Regions from separate parts of the Homo sapiens genome. Here region 2 is linked to region 1. Evidence: read pairs that join two places in POLR2A ChIA-PET (ENCODE). Cell type or tissue: PC-9. All regions are shown on one strand.

What was found. Peaks named below come from ENCODE experiments on the same cell type or tissue, not always from the same donor. Only the 100,000 strongest peaks of a DNase experiment are listed, where the experiment ranks them.
Region 2: POLR2A ChIA-PET joins it to region 1 with 23 read pairs; 3 of 35 experiments call an interaction of 5 or more read pairs at or near these places.

The regions. Positions count from the first base shown.
Region 1 is chr3:187,779,583-187,787,582 of GRCh38, reverse strand. No RefSeq gene overlaps it. Among named protein-coding and RNA genes, the nearest start is that of BCL6, 38 kb to the right of the region's middle. In PC-9, no CTCF peak of the experiment used is centred here; a DNase peak (open chromatin) is centred at 4,352; H3K27ac peaks cover 1,286 bases.
Region 2 is chr3:187,986,786-187,994,785 of GRCh38, reverse strand. LOC107986166 (a long non-coding RNA gene) reads left to right here. Exons shown (of 5, transcript XR_001741061.2): 5 at 1-513. Among named protein-coding and RNA genes, the nearest start is that of LINC01991, 14 kb to the right of the region's middle. RefSeq lists enhancers at 4,457-4,990, 7,951-8,000. In PC-9, no CTCF peak of the experiment used is centred here; no DNase peak of the experiment used is centred here; H3K27ac peaks cover 1,209 bases.

The DNA.
Region 1 (8,000 bases):
TTCTCTCTTTCCAATTAGTTTTTCTTAAGGGAAGAAATGATGTCTTATGTGTCTTTTTTATTGCTTCACTGTGCCCAGGACTTCTCAATGCTGTCCTGGGCACTGAGAAGCAATAAAAAGAAATATTTATTGGTTAGTAAATATTTATTGATCTGAATGGGAATTGCAGAATTTGAAACTATCAAGGAGGGTGTTGGAATTGTAGGATGACGAAGGGACTAGAAAAGGACCTGAGGTCGTGAAAAAAAGATCTGGCATGGGAATGAGCCTTTGAGATTCCCCATCAGATCCTGGCAGTAGGGCCCTCATCTCCTGTTTCCTTCATTTCACAGGTTAGAAAGTGGAGACTGAAGGAAAATGGCCTTGATGGAGGTGACAAGGCCACTGAGCTTTAGGGCTGGGTCTAGCTTGCTAGTGCCTTTTCAAGGCAGCTGATCCTTGTTTTCATGCTTTTTATTTCAGAGTTGTGCTATCATAGACAAAAGAAAGAATCCTTTGCATTTTTGACATTTGAATATATACTGTATTCCTGCCTCAGTAAATAAATGCATGAGAAAATATAAAGTAATAGGAATAAAGTCACGTTTGGAAATTCCAAGATTTGAAAATGTAAATCTTTTTTGTGAAGGAAATAAAACATTACAATTTGGGGGTCCTCCTGACCCATCAGAACATCAAGAAATTATTTGCTTAGCTTCTCCATTTCTGGGAAGTGAGGGCATAAAACTGTCAGGCAGAGTCCCAAAGAAAGAGCAGACAGAGGCAGGGCGCGGTGGCTCACACCTGTAATCCCAGCACTCTGGGAGGCCGAGGCAGGCGGATCATGAGGTCAGGAGACTGAGACCATCCTGGCCAACATGGTGAAACCCCATCTCTACTAAAAATAATAATTCAAAAAAATAGCTGGGCATAGTGGCATGTGCCTTTAGTCCCAGCTACTCTGGAGGCTGAGGCAGGAGAATTGCTTGAACCCAGGAGGAGGAGGCTGTGGTGAGCCGAGATTGCACCACTGCACTCCAGCCTGGGTGACAGAGGGAGACTCCATCTCAAAAAAAAAAAAAATGGAAGAGAAAAGAAAGAGCAGACGGAGCAAAAGAGCTTCCATTCCCATGGGGTTGTGTGAGGCAAAGCGTGAGACAGAGAGAGGAGTGCAGGGAAACAGGGTGGTGAGGCCAGACTAGGGTGCATGAGGAGTCTTTGTTAGGTGCTAAACAAATGGAGAAGATTGTGATTCTTAACGCCAGCAGCTCTAAATGATATACTTGAAACCCTCTAATACAACAAATGGAGAAGACTGTGATTCTTAACGCCAGCAGCTCTAAATGATATACTTGAAACCCTCTAATACAACAAATGGAGAAGATTGTGATTCTTAACGCCAGCAGCTCTAAATGATATACTTGAAACCCTCTAATACATCAGAAACAAAGCACATGTTGAGTATTTCTTATCCAAAATGCCTGGGACCAGAAGTGTTTCGGATTTCAATTTTTTTTTCTTCAGATTTTGAAATAGTTGCATATACTGGGGATGGGACCCAAGTATAAATGCAAAATTCGTTTATGTTTATACACATAGCCTAAAGGTAATTTACACAATATATTTAATAATTTTGCACATGAAACAAAGTTTTTGTTAAACACTTATGTGTTGGATTTTCCACTCATGGCATCATGTCAGTCCTCAAAAACTTTTGGATTTTGGAGCAGTTCAGATTTCAGATTTTCAGATTAGGGCTGTTCAACTTGTGTATTTATGAAGAAAACTTCTAATGGAGAAGACAAATGTGAGACTGAGAATCAGATTCTGGTCCAAACTCAATAACTTTCATGTAACTTGGACTGTTTATCTCCCTTGTGTGTCTCAGTTTCTTCACCTACAAAGTGGGATCTCTTCCAAGTTTAACAACCTCTGCTTCTTTCATAGGTTAAGATCATAATATTGATGTGGCTGAGAGAATTTCAGCTTTTCTGATTGTAATGTACTCTACTATTAACTTCTGTGAAGTCCTAAGGATTTTTTCTTTTGCTTCTCTTAACACTTAAGAATCAGCTAAATTATTTAGCTTACCTCTCACTTTATGATTCAAATCATTAAGAACTAAGAGAAGCTGGCCGGGTTCAGTGGCTCATGCCTGTAATCCCAGCACTTTAGAAGACCAAGGAGGGAGGATTGCTTGAGCCTAGGAATTCAAAACCAGCCTGGACAGCAAAGCAAGACCCTGTCTCCACAAAAAGTAGAAAAAAAAAATTAGCTGAGTATGGTGGTGCACACTGACAGAAGTGGGAGGATCCTTGAGCTAGGGAGTTCAAGACCGCAGTGAACTGTGATTGCACCTCAGCAACAGAGTGAGACCCTATCTCAAAAAAAATAAATAAATAAAAAATAAAGCAAACAAAACAAAACAAAAAACTAAGAGAAGTCATATGGAACATTATTTTCCACAGCTGGAAGGAAAAATTGCCTATATATTTATCAAAGATAATATTTATTTGCATTACTCTAGAGAGGTAGAAACAATCACATAACTAAATTGAGTTTAAACTTCCATAAACTCTCTGTCTCATGGTTCAAGCCTTTAAGTTATCCCTAAACATAACCCAATGATTTCTCTTTATTTGGCGCCAACAGTATAGACTATTATGGTCCAATCCGCAATCATTTCCAGCTTAAACCCTTGGACTGGCCTATTAATCCATCTCCCTTCTCCTCACCCCATCCCACCCTCCTCCTCTGATCACTCCTCCAAGTCTGTTCTCCACAGAACAGCCAGGGTGATCAGATCGAAACCCTCCAGTGCTCCCCACCTCCCTGACAGTCAGAGTCACAGTTCCATCTAGACCCGTGAGGCCTGACAGGCCCTTTTGCTGCCTCCAGCCCCTCACCTCCCACTCTCTGTTCCAGTCACCCTGGCCTCCTTTCTGTTCTAAAGACACCCCAAGCCTGGCCGGGCGCGGTGGCTCACACCTGTAATCCCAGCACTCTGGGAGGCCGAGGCGGGCGGATCACGAGGTCAGGAGATCGAGACCATAATGGCTAACATGGTGAAACCCCGTCTCTACTAAAAAATACAAAAAAATTAGCCGGGCGTAGTGGCGGGCCCCTGAAGTCCCAGCTACTCGGGAGGCTGAGGCAGGAGAATGGCGTGAACCCGGGAGGTGGAGCTTGTAGTGAGCGGAGATGGCGCCACTGCACTCCAGCCTGGGCGACAGAGCGAGACTCTGTCTCAAAAAAAAAAAAAAAAAAAAAAAAAAAAAAAGACACCCAAGCCTGCTCCAGCCACAAGACCTTTTCAAACCATGTTCCCTCTGTCTGGGACACTTATTCCCAGATAGCCACAGGTGTGCTCCATCCTTCAGATCCCAACTCATATATCACATATACTAAATATCACCCCCTGTGTCCCTTAGCTCTTTATCTCCTTTTCCTAAACTATTCTGCACAGCATTTAGCAGATCCTGTTCTATTTCCTATTCATGTCTTTCTTGTGTTTCCTCCCACTAGAATAAAACTTTATGAGTTCAGAGATTTCGTCCGTTTTTTGTCTCTAGTGCTTAGAAGTTTGTGTGACATATCGTAGGCATTCAATAAATATTTATTGAACGAATATTCAGAGTGAGCTGCTTTTCTCACGATGACTATTTTTGAAATGTATCTTTTGTCCACTTTAACGTTTATTTTTTAAAGACAAATACTGTATATTTTTATACATAATTATTTTATTTTGAGAGGCAACGTGTATGTTCTCTGATGGAATAACTCAAATTAGGAAACATTTATTGTTTTCTCAGATATAAAAATAATGACCTTAAAAATCAACTATCCCTTTAAGATCATAGTCAACATGGCAAATTTCTGGGCACTGCCAAAGGGTCGACAGAGCAGTCAACTGGAAAAAGTACAGTAGACTTGAGGAGTCTTATCCTGTCACACCCTCATGGGGCCATTTCTACCAAGTTATAGAGTCCAAATGACTTACGCTTTCTTTTTCTCCTGAGAAACTTAAACAATTCTACAGACAGAGGTGCTAAGTAACTATGTCATCCAACAGTGACTACACCGATGTAAAGCATTTTCTTTAGATTGTAAGGCTGTTATATTATCCTGATTCTATGAGTGTTAACAATACCAGATGGCTTGGGCTCAGGCAGGCAGCATTTCTATTTAGCTGGCTGAGATATCAGGAGGTGCCAGAGATGTACACAGAGTAAGAACTCTGGGAACAGGGCCCAGAGCCTCGGTGGAAGATTTCAAATCCAGGCTCAACCACTCCACACTGGGTGAGCTCAAGCAAGCCACTTAATTTCCTCAGACCACAGTCTTCTCTTCTGCAAAATATGAGTCACAAACAATTCCTGCTTAACCACCTCATGGCATAAGATAACCGGTTTGAGAGTTTCTCAAAGTGTATACAACTCCATGAAATTGCTCAGTAAATGACTAAAAGCCTTTATCTGACTTCTTAGACTGATTCCTGAAAAGATGAGTGTTAATGTCTGGGTAGACAGTCCCAGCTACATCCTGCCCATCACCAAAAGAATGAAATCAGGGGAGAAAGAATTCCAGCTCTACAACATCTTACTTTAAGATATACTCTGGGACCAGACACGGTGGCTCACACCTGTAATCCCAGCACTTTGGGAGGCCGAGGCAGGTGGATCACCTGAGGTCAGGAGTTCAAGACCAGCCTGGTCAACATGGAGAAACCCCGTCTCTACTAAAAATACAAAAAATTAGCCAGGCGTGGTGGCGCATGCGTGTGATCCCAGCTACTTGGGAGGCTGAGGCAAAATAATCGCTTGAACCCAGAAGGTGGAGGTTGCAGTGAGCTGAGATCGCACCACTGTACTCCAGCCTGGGTGACAGAGTGAAACTTTATCTTAAAAAAAAAAATCTATTTCTGCAGATATGCTCATTTGTCCAAAACACATCTACTGAGCACCTACTGTGTGCAAGATTTTGAACCTCAGATTCTGCAGAGAGAAGAGGCCTGAATGTAACCCAGGTCTTATCCTCAGAGACCATGCATATGAACTCTTTTACAATACAGAAGGTGATATGTGAAAAGAAAATGAGTCAATTCATTTAGCCTATGGCAATCACTTCAGTTCTCTGGGCTTTTGTTTCCTCTTCTGCAATCATGTAATAATTATGAGGTGTTTACGAGGATTAAGATGGGATATATTATTTCGCTTAGGTGCTTTGTAAATCATGAATTGCCATCCATGTCAATTCCTTCTTCCTTTTTTCTGTCTACTTTTTCTTCCTTCACCCCCTCCTCTCTTTTCCTTCTTGCTCCTTCTCTTCCTTTTCGCTCTTTGTTTTGATAGGAGCCCTGCTGTCTATCACTGAGGCATTATCATAATTAGCTGATCTAGTCTGATCATTAAAGTGACAGCACAGCTGGAAATCTTTTGATCCAACTTGTTCCCTTATTATGGCACAGGAAGGCTGAGAGTTGCTGGTAAATCCAACTCTTGCCTGATTTAGATGACGTTTTTTCCAGTTTGTTGCTATACATAAGATATAGAATGGAATCAAGGTGAATAATAACCTTTATTTTCTTAGGGTTTGCATGTAACTAAGGGAAAATTTGTTTAGACACAAAATTAAAGTATTTAATATTTCAAATCAGTTAGCATTTATGAGCCAAAATAGGCACACCCACAACTTCTGGGTTCAGCGCTTTTATGTCCCTAGCCAAACCTTTGTTTCTGGGAACCTGTGATAGAAAATAAAGCCTGAAAGAAACTTTAGAGGTCAGATTCTCTGATGCCCCCACCTTTTCTTTGGACAATAAACTGAGGCTCAGAAAGCAGAGGAATCTGCTGTCACATGATTAAATTAGCAACACTATATCTAGAACTCATATCTCCTGATTCCCATTCTATTCTTCTCCCATACTCTGCTGTCTACTTTCCAGGTCCAATGGGCTGGGAAGCCACAGACTCCGATTCCTTCCATAAGCTCTCCTTCTTTCTGTTTACCTTGGTTTTCCTCCTTTCAAACATCCCTCTCTCCCAAACACATACCTTCTTTCTGCATTGTACCTTCTGACAGTCAAGACTCTTTAGCCCCAGGGCCATCAAAGCCACAGTCGGACTTGTAAATAGCCCAACATACACAAGTGCCCAGTGCGCTACATGTCTGTCCCCATAGTAAGCACTGTCTTATTTAAACTTCACAATAATCAGTAAGGTGTCATTGTTCTATCGTATAGACTAGTCAGCTAAAACTCAGAGAACTGTGTGTGACTTGCCTCAGGTCATAACACCTGGACAGCAGTAGGGCTAGGATTTAAATCAGACCTATCTAGTGCCAGAGCTGGTGATTGCCTTATTCCCTCTTCAGCATAGCCTTGACCTTAGAAAAGAGAACTCAGTGGTTTAAGTAAACACCAAGGGGTAATTGAGTCTTAGCTCTTTTATTTGAGAGAAATAACACTGTGACCCTGGGCTCCTGAACATTTCTGCATCCCTTAACCACATATAAACAGTGAGAAGTAGGACAAGTCACTTCATTCCCTCTCAGATAGGATAAATGATAATACCTCCCTAACGTAGTTGTTGTGGAAATTAAGAATTAAAATAGATAGTGTTTGGAAATACCTCAGGTAGTCTGTAAATGACTATATAAATATTAAGTTTCCATAATTGGCTTATGTTTTTACTAATCCAAATGTTGACTATAATATTGTTTATACTATTTTATTGTAAGCCTTCTCAAATACTTTAGTTAAATAAATAATCTATGTGTACAATAAATGCCTGAATAATTAAAATATTTTATTGGATTTTTATATCTAATCTCTTACCACAAGAGAGGAAGTTAATTTACAGCTTATAATATTATCATATCATTTCTTTCATCTAGTCAAAAAAGAATCACTATTGTCATCTTAACAAACATTTACTGAGCACTTGCCAGAGACTGGATAAGTATTTTATTTCTCATGATCTCACGTTAATTCTTCATTATTATCTCCATTTTAGAGATGAGGAAACTAAAGCCCAAAGCATCTGAGAAACTTGACTAAGATCTCATAACTGTTAAGTGAAAAAGACAAGTTTTTAGTATGTGTGATGTTCCTGCTATTTTATAGCACCTCTGTAAAAATAAAACTCTCAAAAGGTCTTAAATGGCCTTCAATCAAGGTATTCGGCACAATACAACACAGGCAAAATGTGAAAGCTAATGAGTGGATGTGTGTATATGTGTGTCTGTGTGTTTGTGTGTGTGTAGGGGGCAGAAGGTTGGAGGGGAACAGGCAGGAATGCATAAGAAAATTTAAGCTAAAGAAAACCATTGTAAGGGATCACAGCCTGTAGCTCTACACTTCATATAGAGAAACACATGCACAATTATTAACTGATTCATTTAACAAAAATGATTGGTAGCTTAATATGTGCAAGGACTACTGTTCACACTTTAGACAACACAGAACACATAGTCACAGAGCCTCCTTTTTAGACCTCACAAATTTCCAGATAAATTGTTAGATAATTACCTATATACTTAAATTATTTTATGTAAATAATTTACACTCGAACAACTTGCCTGTGGGGGTATGCTTAAAAACTGGTTCGTATCCGAACTGCTCTTTTATGTAACTGCTTAAGGAAAGGAATAAGGAGAATGTCCAGCCTCAGGGGATATGAAATTAGGAGTTGGAGCAGAGGAAGATGAATTACTTAAATGGGTCGAGACACTGGGACATAGGATACTTTTACCTTCAGTAGAACTTTGAGCTCTTCACACACAAAAAAGTCTAGTGTCCTGAAATCTAAATAAAGCAAACTGGACCTCTGATTTCCCAAGGTTCACGTTAAGAGCCCAACTCATCCATGGAGGACAAAAGAAATGAGAGACTGGATTTTCATCATAGGTAACTCCAAAGTTTAGTCAATAACAATTTCTTTCAAAGGCCTTTAAGAAACCTGGGGTGTGGCCAGAGGAAAAGTACCCAGTAGGCCAACCAGGAGAGGAAGGAAATATCTATA
Region 2 (8,000 bases), 210 kb before region 1:
TTGAATGTTGGTTTGCCACTTACTGTTGCCTTAGCCCCGATTTTTCCTTTAACAAAGTGTCAAAAAGAACTTTAGATGGAGAAAATGAATTGAGTGAGGGAAAAAGTCCATGAGTCCCAGAACAACCTCCAGTTTGGTAATGATTTATCCTATTCTATTGTTAATTTTGCAATTAAGCAAGAGTACTTTACATGCCTGAATGACCCATGGATTGTATCTTAATCAAATTAATGTGTCTGCAACATAAGACTGATTCAGTCTTCAACTATTAGAATGACAAATGATGCAAAAACCTCAATTTTTTTTCTCTCCTTTCTCTCTCTTCTCCCCACAAAACCCTCTATCATGAAAGGTCAACTGACTGAAAGTCTGTTGCTTTGATGGCTAACATGAGATCCTATTGGTTAAAAAGTAAGAAGGCTGGCTACCGCCCCTCACTCCACTTCAAACCAACTGTATGTGTATGTGTGACTGACTATGTTTGTAAGTTTGGATTAAAAAAATTGTGGTTAATTCTTCTTGTTGTGTACTTCCTGCCACTGACATTTGTTGCTGTTGCTGTGTAGTGAGGTTGAGGCTGGGTGGGAGAATCAGATACAAATGACCTATATATTTATTCCCCAATTTTGACTACCCCTCTCAACCACTATTCTTGGAAAACCTGGAAAGTAGAAAACGATGGCCAGGAATGCCAGCTAGAAATTGCATTGCCCTGAACCAACCCCCATGACTTTGGGTCATCTTAGTTGATAAGACATTTGAAAAAATATGACTCTGCTTAATAAAATGGCATACTGTTTTTTTAGATTATAAATCACAAGTAATGATTTTTTTTAGAAACAGGCCTTTGTGGTTTGAGTTATGGTAACTGGGATTTAAACCTCCCTAGACTCTATTCAATCATCTTTTACAGTAACTTCAGTAAATAGTCTCTCACCCTTGTCCAATCCATTTCCACAATTAGTGGGATACATTTTTTAAAATGTTAATTAGATCACAACTCTTCCCTGTTTAAAACTCTTTGATGGGCCGGGCTCAGTGGCTCATGTGTATAATCCCAGCACTTTGGGAGGCCGAGGTGGGTGGATCACAAGATCAAGAGATCGAGACCATCCTGGCCAACATGGTGAAACCCCGTCTCTACTAAAAATACAAAAAAATAAAAAATAAATAAAAAATTAGCCAGGTGTGGTGGCTGGCGCCTGTAGTCCCAGCTACTTGGGAGGCTGAGGCAGAAGAATCACTTGAACCTGGGAGGCGGAGGTTGCAGTGAGCCGAGATAGCACCACTGCACTCCAGCCTGGTGACAAGAGCGAAACTCCTTCTCAAAAAAACAAAACAAACAAACAAACAAACAAAAACTCTTCCATGGCTTCTCACTGTACTTAGAATCAAGTTCAAAGTTCTTGCCATGGCTTAGAAGGTCACATAGTCTGCCCTTGCCTTTCCCCTTGACCCCCTCTTTTGTCCTTCCTCTTCTATACTGGCCACCCACTTTCCAGTCTTGGGGCCTTCAGGCTGGTCTTGATGCCTGCTTGCCTCTCGCTTTTTTTTTCTGGCTCACAGCATAAGGATCACTCCTTCAGAAAGGACGGATCGGACCCACCATGTAGGTTATGCCATCCCTTCTGTTATGTTTCTTTACACTATCGTATACTTTTTCTCTCATCACAAATCATAATTTGTGATTTTAGATATATTTCTGTGCTTATTTTTTATTTTATGACTGTTCGCTCAGTAGCCAATAAGCTTTATGCCTGCTTTGTTTGCCTTGGTATCCAGTTCTGGGTATATAGGAGGAGCTTAATGAATATTTATTGAAAGAAAGAATGGGCAACCCATTGACTTTCATAATACTTAAAATTCCTCAGCCATAATATGGAAATAGTCTTGTCATCATTATTCTACAGCTAGCTATGGAATTCATTCTGGTATTTGTTTCACACTGAACTTTGAGATGTTAGGATATCAATTGACTATGGAAGAAACATGAGACAGATAGTTTTTTGTTTTTTCTTTCTCCACTCCATTCAAAGTTCAGTAGCTCATGCAGTAGGGAGTAGAGACAACCCCTGTTCTTTAACCCATGAAGAACATGAAGGGTAACCACACCATTGTGACATCTCCCTTTCTGTAACCCTGTTAGTTACTGTCTCTGCCATTAACAAGCCAGGTAAATTATGAAGGAACACTTAACACTTTTAAGTCAACAGTTGAAGCCTTATTCCTCACCATCTACCTTTTCTTTAGAAATTTCTTATTGTCTAAATAACCTTGGAGAGATTTAAAAAGATGCTCAAAAGTTGTTAGAGAAGATACTAAGTGCGGAATTCCACTGTTCTCCCAATCCTTTATCAGAAAACTCAAGGCCCAGTCCCTCTGCTTCCTGGGTGGCCTTCTCTTTGCTTATTCCCTCCAAGCCTTGAGATATCAGAGCCCAGAATTTCTCCAGATATGTTCTCTTAGAACCCTAGCTCTGATTTCTTTCTAGCTCAAGAATTTTTTCCAGGGTGGACACAGAAACCTGCAGGGAGGTAAGAATAAAAAGAGTCAAAGGAGCAAAAGAAGCTACAAGTCTTTAGGAAGCCAGTGAGTATCTCTGAACTTTGATTTATCTGTAAAATCAAAGTTTAGTATATTGACCATATCAGGGCATTTAAAACTAAACTGAATTACAAATGTCATAGTATTTTTTACAGGGTGACACTCAATGTTCAATAAACATCAACTGGTTATTTCTATCACTTTCAATTCTTCCTGCTCTTCTTTGGCCACTCCAGAACGCATGTGATTCAGCTCAAGATGGGAGAAGAGTATCACTTATAGTTGAACCACCTGGTTGTTAAAGAAATGGATTGAGTTCAGGTCCTCAATTGGTTAGAAGCATTGATCTCACACCAGATTTTCGATCTCAGCTCTGTATGTATGCTAGATTTTAAAATTCCAGTATGTGGAGAGGTTTTAATAATAAGCAAATTCAACCTCCCCCGCTCATTCATAACTAGAAATCTAGTAGACAAAGAGTCTTTGGTTGGAACCATCCCACTGTCTTGTTTGGCATACATGTTCCATCTCTACTTCCCAAGGAAAGAAAACCCTGGAAAGAATGTGAGATTAACAGAAGAGAAACAAAGATGTCACCCAACTACTGGCAAATCCCATCATCAAAATAAAACTTTAAGCTTGCTATGTTGGGTCTAAAAAAATGGTTGGGTTCTCATTCAGGAAGTTTTTTTTTTCTTTTTTTTTCCCCCTCAAAACAGAGGGTCCCTGACCCTCAAGAAGCTAAGTGGATGAAAGATATAGAAAGATACGCATAGAAGATCAAGGATCCGCCTTGGACACTATGATGTTTGCCTGGGAAACATAGCTAGGCTGGTAACACCTTAGATACAGAGTTGGAAGAGTATTTCAGGTAGAGAAGCCAGCATGTGCAAAGGCCTCAGGTGAAAGAGCATGAAGCTGGGTAGAGGACTGAAGGAATTTAGGTTGGGATGGATTAGAGGATGGTAGACGGGGATTAGTCAGAGAGGGTGGCAGGAGCCAGCACATGAACATCTGGGAAGCTACATAAAAGGATTAGGCTCCACCTTGGAACTAAAAAGTGTTTTGATCAAGAAGCGATCACAATCAGCAATGCTGAGTGCTGGGTGTGACATGTCTAGATGAAAGAGAGGAAGGTGACCTGGACTCAGGCTGTGGCGATGGAGAAGGAGAAAGGAAAAGAGATCAGGAGAGTTTTAGATGGAACATTAATGGGACTTGGCAATGGGTTGGATAGGGCATGCTTGAGGAGGAGGAAGCTGTTGAGGATGATAACTCAAGAGTTTTGTGGGGGTACTGAGTACCATTCAGGGAGAAGGGAACACCGGGCAAGAAGCAGGTGTTGGCAGACAGGTGGTGTGTTTAGTGTGTGAGCCAGGTTGGGAGGTCTAGTTAGTAGACTAGTAGTAGTAGTAATAGTTAGTATTCTAGTAATAGTAGTAGTAGTTATAGTAGTAGTAGTAGTTAGTAGTTTAGTAGTAGAGAGATAAGGTGGAGATAAAGATTTGGGTGTTATCAGCATACAGATAATAGTTTTTCAAATTATTCTTCAGGTACAACCTATACCAGACCCACCTGCAGTACTCAATAAACATGGATATTACTTGGGGAGGATGGGATAATGGCTAAAGAGTTGTTAAAAGTTTTACCTGTGAAATGAGCATAGGAAATATAAATTTGAACATTCTCTCAAAGTAATGGCCACCTAAGTAATGGTGTCTGAATATTCCTGACGTAGAGTGATGGCAAAACACTGCTGGAGAAGTAGGAAGTTCTCCTTTTATTTCATCTTTTCTCCCCCTTTTTTTTTCTTGTTATCCATTCCACACCCTTTGCCTCCAGCATACACTAATTCTGTTTGTTTTGTTTCTTGGGAGGAATGGTAAAAATGAGGCCCAGCCCCGTTCTTTTTTCTTTCATGTTTTCTTCTTCTTTTTTTAGTCTAATTCGGGACAAAAAAAGCTTTCATCGAAAGAGCAGATGTCATATGCTTTGGTCTTTTGTGGTGGTTTTATTTTATTTTATTAAAAAAAAATCCTCCTGCAGATGAGGCTCATTTAAACATAATGAGGAGGCAACAAAGGCGTCGCACAGAGGAGCTTCAGATTCGGTTTGACTCAGGGGAGGGAGAACAAACAAGGAGATGTCCTGTCCATTTGGCTTTCCTCTATAGGGCCCAGAGCAGCTGCATTTCAGATGCAAATGGGAGATGCAGGAGGTGGGGAGGGGGAGGGTGTGGAAATGCCCAGGAAGCTGGTGTGCAGGTGTTAAGGATTCCAGGCATCGCTGCAACAACAGGCTCTGAAAACACAGAGCTCCCAGACAGAGCGGGCTTGAGAGTGCTTGCTTGGAGGGCTCAAGTGGACCCGCAGCTGCACTGGACATTCCTTTTTGTGGTCATCAATGGGCCCTGTATTGAAAATATGAAAGTGAGCAACTGGCACGTTCAGAGAAAGGAAACGCTTTGGAAATTGAGCAAACGCTAGGCTGAAGGGGCCACCCCTTGGCTGCCCTGATTACTTAAACCCACGTGCATGCATAAAACAGATACTGGATATAGGATACTGTGACTCCTGGGGCTGGAAGGAATCCATGGAATCATCAAACTCTTCTCTCCCATTCTATGGTGAGAAAACATGCTCCAAGGGGCGGAGCGATTTGTCCCAGGTCACACAGAGGGTTAGTGAGACAGAGAACACAAAATGGGCAACAGTGACACTTATTGAGCCCTCTCTGTCCTAGTGACTATTCAATATTATAATTTTTCAAAGTGATTTACCCAGCAGACTTATGAGCTAAGTTTTTTATTTCCATTTTTTAGTATGGGGAAATTGAGGCTTTAGTAAATTTAAAACTTGTTCCCTGAAATACTGTTAGATAGAAGGAATAAGTTCTAGTATTCAATAGTACAGTAGGATAATTACAGTTAGCAATATTTTTTGTATATTTCAAAATAGCTAGGAAAGAAGAGTTATAATGTTCCTAACACAAAGAAAAGATAAATGATGTCGGTGATGACTATTCCAGTTACCCTAACTTGGTCATTACACATTGTACGCATGTATCAAAATATCACAGGTATGCTCAAAATATGTACAACTATTACATATCAGTTTTTGAAACCTTATAAAAATAAAATAATAAAATAATAAAAACATAAATAAAATAAAAATAACAAAAAATAATACAATTTGTCCCAAGTCAAAAAGCTAATAAGTAATAATCAGGATGTGAATCTAGGTGTGTATGTTTTATTCCAAAATTCATGCTTTTTTTTCATTACACTTCATTCCTGACTCATAGGTAGTGTTTTCTTCTCAAACACAAACACACACACACACACACACACGAAAATATTATTGCATATATGTCCATAGTTTCATATTGTACATATGAAAATATTATTTCTCTTTCCATTTGTGTAAAATGTACTAAAATGTATATATATTAAAACCATGAAATATGAAACATTTTCCTTCAGACACAAACATACTACAGCACTGTCTAATACAGCTTTGAAATAGTTACTTATGGTTGGTGATAATCCCTTTCATGTAATATGTATTCAATAACTATTCGATTTTGAATTGTTCCTTTTTATTGGAAAAGGAGCATTTCATTAGAGCCAGAAACTACTGTCCACCAACATTATTATTTCTGTGACTTCCACACATTTGCATTGTGCCTGTGTTTATGAGGTGCATTTGCATGCATTAATTCAATACTTATTGAATTAATTAAGTAATTAGTTGGCAGTACCTATGTAAGAAAAGAGTAAGCAGGGCCACTAGTCCCATCTTATAGATGAGAAAACTGAGGCTCATGGAAACTAATCAATTTTCCCACACAAGGCTGATGGTGAACTCAGGTTGTCTCATGCCAGCATATTGGCAGAAGCTGTTCAGTGAGGACCATGCTGACGATAGAGATCAGAGGGAGAGAGCCATGAGAACACAAGTGCACTTATTTCCCTGCTGAAGGATGCTGTGGTCCAATGTGTAGAACTCCAGATTTGCAGACAGACAACCTGACACCCTGTGGGTGTGTGAGTGTGTGGGTGATGCTGGGAGGTGCGGGGATCACGGAGATTGTGATCTTGGTGAGGTGAGGCTCTGTGGGTGGCTTTCTTTGCACAAATGTGTCACCCTGTGTGCCTGCCTGAGGACTATGACAATGCTCATACGAATGCCTGCAAATGATCACCCATATGGGTGAATGATACCCATGACTGTGCTGGTGATATGGCCAGAGTCCTGGGTTTTTTTGGGTCCTTATGTAGTGCACTGGCTTTCAGTAGTTTTGTGATGTCAACCTGAGCTTCTGAGATCAGCCTTTCTGCAGTGTCAGTGGATCCAGAGTTCCACTCTCTCCTTGGGAAAAAATAACCCAGCAATATCTCCTACTACTTAGAGGGCCAGGAGTGTGACATGTGTATTTGAAGAATGATACAGTATAAAATCTGAGGCTGCTAGGTTTTAAGGCACCTAGATCAGATACATATTTTATAGATGAAAACACTGGAGACCAGAGAAAAAATTGCTTGATTTATTACTTTGTGCCTGTTTTTGATATTTCATGTATTCCACAAACATTTGTTGAGTAGGTATTCTGTGGAAGGACCTGCCTTCAAGGATCTGTCAGTCTAGTGGAGAGAAGCATGCATAAACAAGTCACAATGCCAATCGGTGAGCCAAGTGGACATCTGAGAGGCCCACACAGCAGAGACAGCATTTGAACCCAATCTGGAAAGATATGCAGTCTTGCCCAAGGTGGAGAAGTGTGTCGCTGTGAGAAGGAGTGGCATGTTCAGAGACCCAGGGGTGGGAAGTGTGAGATCTGATAAAAGGACTCTTGAAAGCTGGCTGAAATGTAGGGTGTGTCTCTGTATGTATGAGTTTATGGGGTGGGGTCAGCAAGCAAAGCCAGAAGATGAGGAGGTGCTGGATCATGAAAGGCTTTATACACCAGATGAAGGAGTCTAGACTGTTCCGTAGAAACTGGGAAAACCTTGAAGGATGTTAAGCAGAGGGATAGCAGAATTATAAATTAGTTTTGAACATATCATTCTGTGCACAGTCTAGAAAATGGACTGGGGTGACCCTGCAGGCAGGAAGACTGGTCTAACCTTGCTGCATGTGCAATATTTGGGGATTTCAAAGTGGTGGTGTGGGTGGAAAAGATTGTCTGGAGTCGAGGAGAGAGGCCCAGGTGGCTGTCAGGATTAGAATCCATGCACGCTGATCTCAGTCATACGGGATACTTCTTAAAAAAACACTCCATCAAAAGTGGCATTCAAGTGTGCTCTAGTGCCTGGTCTGAAAGCCTCCAGAGGAGAGAGAATGCTCAGCATTTGTTCTGGAAGACATCCCTGGGTAGGCAGGGAGTTCCCCACGAGATGAGGTGGAGGGAGTCATGGAGAAGCACTCAGGCCCCTGTTCACTTGCACCGTTTCAGAG